Regions from separate parts of the Homo sapiens genome. Here region 1 is linked to region 2. Evidence: chromatin contacts called from ENCODE Hi-C or POLR2A ChIA-PET data. All regions are on one chromosome and are shown on one strand. Each heading gives the region's core, a stretch centred on a gene start or an enhancer-like site at or near the end of the contact. The rest is flanking DNA. Distances are from core to core; before and after follow the strand shown. Region 1 holds the start of BCL2L14 (BCL2 like 14). Region 2 has its middle 60 kb from the start of BCL2L14.

Region 1 (2,981 bases), core at 66-2,565, 60 kb after region 2:
CGTGAACCCAGGAGGTGGAGCTTGCAGTGAGCCAAGATCGCACCACTGCACTCCAGCCTGGGCGACAGAGCAAGACTCCGTCTCAAAAAAAAAAAAAAAAAGGTGGCAAGTTTTTATAAAAAGAGAAAAATCATTCTTAGTATTTCTTTAATACCCTCTACATTGACCTCACTGGTGCAAAAAATATTAGTTTGCTGGTGAAAATTCACCTCGAGTTACTAAATATCTAACTTTCCCATAACTACCATCTGTTTGTCTCTTGTGGATCTGTTTGCCTAATATTTAAATGACCCATTCTTCCCCACTTTTACGAAAATAGCATTAATTCCCCTTTCACTATTCACACTTCCTTCATCGTCACAGTTTGACCAGCGGTCCAGGGTTTATGATCTCAAGCATGGCCATATATATCTATTTCACTTAAGACTCTGGAAAGAGCATAAAATCAGATGTAACTGTTTCCTATTTCATATAATAGGGAATTCCATCTCTAAAGTTATGACATTTGGCCTTTCAGTGGGTTTTTGTGGTTTTTACTATGGCTGTGCTTAGATTCCTTTTTGAACACTTTTCCAGTGGTTCCACTTGAACACAATCTTTGAGTCACATAGGAGAGGTGACATGATAGAGTGTAAAGCCAGAAAGAGCACGATTTGGATCTCAGCTCAACTGATAGGGATCCGTAGCAAGATACTTCACCTCTCTGAGCCTCAGTTTCCTCATCTGTGCAATGGGAATCGTAACGCCTGCCTCTCAATGTTGTTAAGATTAAATATGTTGGCCGGGCGCAGTGGCTTACGCCTGTAATCCCAGCACTTTGGGAGGCCGAGGAGGGCAGACCACCTGAGGCCAGGAGTTCGAGACCAACATGGTGAAACCCCTGTCTCTACTAAAAATACAAAAATTAGCCAGGCGTGCTGGTGCAAGCCTGTAATCCCAGAAACTCAGGAGGCTGAGATATGAGAATCGCTTGAACCCAGGAGGCGGAGGTTGCAGTGCGCCAAGATCGCACCACTGCACTCCAGCCTGGGCAACAGAGTGAAACTCTGTCTCAAAAAAAAAAAAAAGATTAAATATGTGTACAGTACCTGTACCATGTTAGGCGGTCAGTAAACATTTGTTTAACTAACAACTGATAAGGATAGTAAAGAAGTATCAGAACACCCACCTAGTTATCCCAAAGGGCAGGAAGAGTGCTAGGTAATGGATATAGAATTCCTTTTAGAGTCAAATTACACGGGCAAAGATCAGCCCCTCCTTCAATTAAAAAGCCAGGGGCAGGGCGTAATAAGGAAGTGGTTCTCCTTCTTTAAGCCTCTTTTCAGGCTGAGTCCTAAACCTGAAGAAAGTTTAGAGCCTGGGGCTCTAAACTACCTGAGTCTTTCCAAACGACAAGCCAAGAAGACCTGTTGAAAGTTTCCTCTTAAGTTTCGTGGAGAGAGACTCAGGTATAGAAATATCCTTACTGCCACCTGACCTGAAGCAGAAGAAATCACAGACAGCTTCCAGACCAGGTAACACCAGGAGGCACCAGTCTTCATCCTCAGCCTTTGCAGGAGGACACAGCCTGGTCTTTAGCTGTTTGCCAAATGAGGCAGTCTAATTCAGGGAGCTCTTTACTGGGTTTATTACAAAGTTCTTATCATGTAAGTCTCAGGACACAAAATGACATTGAGAATCTAGTTTAGCGGGGTTTCCAGGAAAGACGAAGAAAGGTTATTTAGGTTTCTCTTTCATTTCTCTTTTGCTACAAAGGGTTTGGGACATTCAGTTAAGAACACATTACTGGTTGAGGTATGTGACGTTACTCAGTCTTCTCTGCTTATGTATCTGGGGAGGTATGCAATGACATGACAGCCATTCCGTGGCCAGGGACACCACTGCCCAAGCTGGAGACCACGAGGATTCAGGGACTGAAGCCAGCATGGGAATTCCTGGTTTGAGATCAGAGTCCTGAGTACCTCGTGGGAACTTGGGCACTCATCCGCAGGAGGTCTAGACCCCCAGAGAATTCCTTGAGTCTAAGGCACAGGTAAATGGAAGACCCTTCTCTCTCCTCTCTCCCCTCTAGAAAGCTCCCTCCTCCCTGAGCTCCCTGTCCCCTTCTTTCCACAATCAGAGCCTCGGACCTTCTGTTTGGTGAATATGACCTGAGGCTCTGTCTAGCATTCAGCTTCTATTGTGGGAAGTTAAGGCACTTTCTCTCATTCCTCATTTCACCTTTAGTATTAAAGAACAGTCCAGGCAGAAGGCACGAAGAGCCTGAGAGGTCTGAAGTGAGGGGGAGAGGAGAGGGGCAGAAGGGGAGGCTCCGGACAACAGAACCAAGCTGAGCTTAGGATGTGCTGTGGGAGGCTCCGTGGGGATGAGTGTCAGTGCCCACGAGATCCACTCAGGCCTCAACTGTGTGTCCTGAGCACATGAAGTCAGCTCTTCTGCTGGGACAGCCACCAAGGGATTCTCCACACCCCTCACCGCTGGGACAGGCAGAGGCACAGCGAACCAGGTGTCCAGCGTAACTGGGGCACTGGGTGGTGGCCGCCTCTGTGTGTGGAAACACGAGGTGCTTGCTGCAGTTTCCTCTGTGTGCTTATCCGTTAGCTGCCACCCACCGGGAGGGAAGTGAAATCTCACCTCAACAAGTGAGTCCGCAGAGCGAGAACCGTGCGACAGTGCGTCTGCCAATACCTGGAATGTAGGTGTTCGTTGCAGTGTGGCCTTCCCAGCCGGCCTCTCAGCACACCCGGCCAGGCAGCCAGTGTTCCCAGAGGACACGCTGGGGCCAGACGTGGAGGACCCCGGCCACCTCGGGGAGGGAAAGAGACCAAGAAAAGAACCTCTGTAGCCTTGCTTCTGAGAGTGCAGGTTTGTTACAGGTAAGGATCAGGAAGGTAAACATAGGGCAGTGAAGCAGGGTTGTGTCCTCTGCGGCCCTGAATTAGAATAAGCCTCACAGGTCTCACCCAGGAACGGAAATCTCC
Region 2 (3,024 bases), core at 227-2,726:
TTCCTACTAAGAGAAGGGAAATGTTATCCGAGAATGTGGGGCTCTCATTCTCGGATATGAGAATGTCTCTGCCAACAATGCCTGGCCTGATCTTACCTACCCCACTTCACCAGGGGCACTCACAGCTAGAATCTGCTGAGAACCCTCAGGCTCTCAATGGGTGTGACTCATCTCTTCCTCTATTCCCTCTCTGTAGAGGTTTTGCCCTGCAGACCAAAGTAGAGCGATCAGAGACTCATTTGTGTAACAAACATTAAGGGTTGTTCCCTGGGCACTGGCAACAAAGGCCAACCCGGCTGGCTCTCTGAGCTCAAGAAATCACAGCATGGCTCAGCGGTGCTCATTGCTGGCTGCCCACTAGAACTATTTGAAGAAACATAAAACTCTGATGCCCAGACCCACCTCAAGGGTTTTGTTTTGTTTTGTTTGTTTTTTGAGACAGAGTCTTGCTCTGTCACCCAGGCTGGAGTGCAGTGGTGTCATCTCAGCTCACTACAACCTCTGCCTCCCAGGTTCAAGGACTCCTCCCACCTCAGCCTCCCAAATAGCTAGGATTACAGGCACACACCACCATGCCTGGCTAATTTTTTGTATTTTTAGTAGAGACAGGATTTCACCATGTTGGCCAGGCTAGTCTTGAACTCCTGACCTCAAGTGATCTGCCCGCCTTGGCCTTTCAGAGTGCTGGGATTACAGGTGTGAGCTACCGCACCCAGCCAAGAGATTGTTTAATCAGCAAAAGGCTGGGCAGGGCAGTGGGGCCTAGGGCGGCACTTGCTATCAGATGTCTGGAGGGCAGGGTTGGCTTTGGCCATAGATGGACCTCGGTTCAAATCCTGGCTGGCCATACCACTTACCAGCTCTAGACCTAGAGCAGGTTAACATCATGAATCTAAACTACTTACCACTTAACAAAGTGAGTGACTATCTATAACTGTTGCCGTTGTTACAAGAAATCCACTTAGTAACTGCACTGAAAGCCCCTCATCCCCAAAAGGCAAGAAATGGGGAACAACCGGGTGACTAAGGAAAACTGCAAGTGAAAGCAGCTGTAATTTCTCTCGCTGTGGTTTGCGGTGCTCAACACTCTTGCTTGGCTGGTTGTCTTGGAGGGTTAATGAGGTCTCTGCTGAGTGTCCTCAGCTTAGCAATGGGCAGTGGGGCTCTGTTCACAGTCTCATCCCGGCCACGTGGCCTCCCGGGTTCAGACACCCTAGGCTGATGCTGTGGTTCCATGTGCCTGAACACGAGCATCCGAACTCATTTCCGGCCTGCCTGTCCCCCCATGCAACGGCTCCTGAAAAAGGGGAACCAAATGCTGCCCATTTCACCCCCATCAATAGCTGACAACGCCTGGGTTCCTGCTCTCCTGACATTCCCACTCATTGTCGTCAGTGGAGCGAGCAGGCAGAGGGGAAGTGAGCTGCCTATCAGCCCCTGCAATCAGAAAAAGAGCCGGGTGCCTTTAAGACGAAGGTGGTGGGCAGCCATCCATCTTCCCTAAACACACACTCGCCTTGTTCTTCCATTTCTGGCTGAGTGATAAAAACGTTAAATGTCATTTCCTGTATCAGTGGTTAACCACTAGATGCTGGATCAGAGATTTACCAGAAGTGCTGAAGTTATGGAAAAAAAATAAATAAACCTGCTGTTTTCAATAACCCTTTCTTGCACCCTGTGGGAACTATGTAACCTCTGGGGAGGGGGCTGCGAGGGGGTCGCTGGATTTGACTTGGGCAACACACTTAGGACTAGATTTACCAAATGCTTTCTTATGCTTCATATAGGAAGTGAAGAGAGACAAAATGTAACCATCCTATACCTGTCCCCAAGTGCGCGTGTGTGTGTGTGTGTGTGTGTGTGTGTGTGTGTGTGTGTGTGTGTAGAAACGCTGGGAAAAGCAGGAGGAAAAATCATCCACGTGCCTTCTTTGCCCACCTCTCTCAGGATATCTTGCAGTCATTTTGGTTTTATTGACCCAGGGTTTTTGCAGAGGACAGTTGCCCTGACTATTCGATTCCCTCAGCTTCCTGCAACAATCAATGTCCTCCAGTGACAAGAAGGCTTCCTGGGGGAAAACATGCTCCCAGGAAACTCCTGAGAGGTGGAGAGCCCAGCTCAATCCTTTGTTGTGTCCTCTTCTTCTTTCAGTTGCTCCATTAAATTAATCAAGAGCTCAGAAAAGGGAAGGCCTGGCTTAGCCCCCAAGGAGAGGTGACTGGACCGACTGCAGCCTGCCCACAGCTGTACTCCAAGCCCAGCCATGCGCTTCTGACCTGAGGTCAACTCCCCACATACAGCTGCCCTGGGCTCCTCCCTGCGGCCTCCCAGGCACTCCCCTCAGTCTGGACATATAAGACTTAGGAGCTGCACTTTGTTCTAGCAATTCCATTTCCTTCCCAGTGCCAGTTGGGATGTGCTGTGCACACCAAGTGCCCCTAGCTCCTCACCTACCTCTGGGATCACTGACAGTCCTGCTTTACCTGGGACCGAAGGGATTCATGGGGCGGCCGGGGCGGGGGAGGGAGGACTTTTGTTTCTAAAACTGGGAAAGTCCCAGGCAAACCGAAATGAATTGGTCACCCCCGCAACAGATACAATGGTTTGCATAGGCACTTGCACGTTCTATGTCAGAACGGTGGCCAAGAAATAAAAAATAATAAATATGATTTAAAAACCAGAAAATAATTTTTAAAAAATTTAATAAACATAAGATAATTTTTTTAATAAAATTAAAAAAAAAAAGAAACTGGCCAAACTTGAGAACAGATCTAGCCAGGGTACTGAGAACTGCAGACGGCATTGCATGGTATAAGAGTTCCCTGGGGAGATAGGACGGAGCGCATCACAGATCTCCCACTGCACCTGGCGCATACCTAGAAGTCATCCTCTCTCAATTCAATAGTTACTAGAGGAGATCTGAAATCAAAGTCAGAATCAGAAGGGAAAAGAGCATGGGAAAACGTACATTCCACTAAATCTCTTGTAGGCCTCTGAAACTGAAACTTCTTTTTCCTTCCTCGC

What was found. A loop is a pair of places that touch in the nucleus more often than their neighbours do. ChIA-PET counts read pairs that join two places held with the same protein, here RNA polymerase II (POLR2A). Pooled maps may share reads with other maps.
Region 1: a loop to region 2 is called in a map of naive thymus-derived CD4-positive, alpha-beta T cell, with 8 times the contacts of the local background. The contact joins the promoter of BCL2L14 here to the enhancer-like site in region 2. A Hi-C loop is called at or near these places in 1 of 168 maps with a recorded cell type or tissue (naive thymus-derived CD4-positive, alpha-beta T cell) and 8 of 50 pooled maps. POLR2A ChIA-PET finds 5 or more read pairs at or near these places in 6 of 52 experiments (activated CD4-positive, alpha-beta memory T cell, activated CD8-positive, alpha-beta T cell, activated T-cell and 1 more).

What each region holds. Positions count from the first base shown.
Region 1 is chr12:12,069,624-12,072,604 of GRCh38, forward strand. It overlaps BCL2L14 (BCL2 like 14), which reads left to right and starts at 1,316. Exons shown (of 6, transcript NM_138723.2): 1 at 1,316-1,514. RefSeq lists a silencer at 1-153 and an enhancer at 1,523-1,612.
Region 2 is chr12:12,009,240-12,012,263 of GRCh38, forward strand. No RefSeq gene overlaps it. Among named protein-coding and RNA genes, the nearest start is that of BCL2L14, 60 kb to the right of the region's middle. RefSeq lists enhancers at 114-994, 889-1,008, 995-1,875, 1,029-1,078, 2,239-2,388 and 2 more. Within about 2 kb of position 1,477, at least 21 of the 41 ENCODE cell types and tissues checked have a DNase peak (open chromatin) inside an H3K27ac peak, as active enhancers do.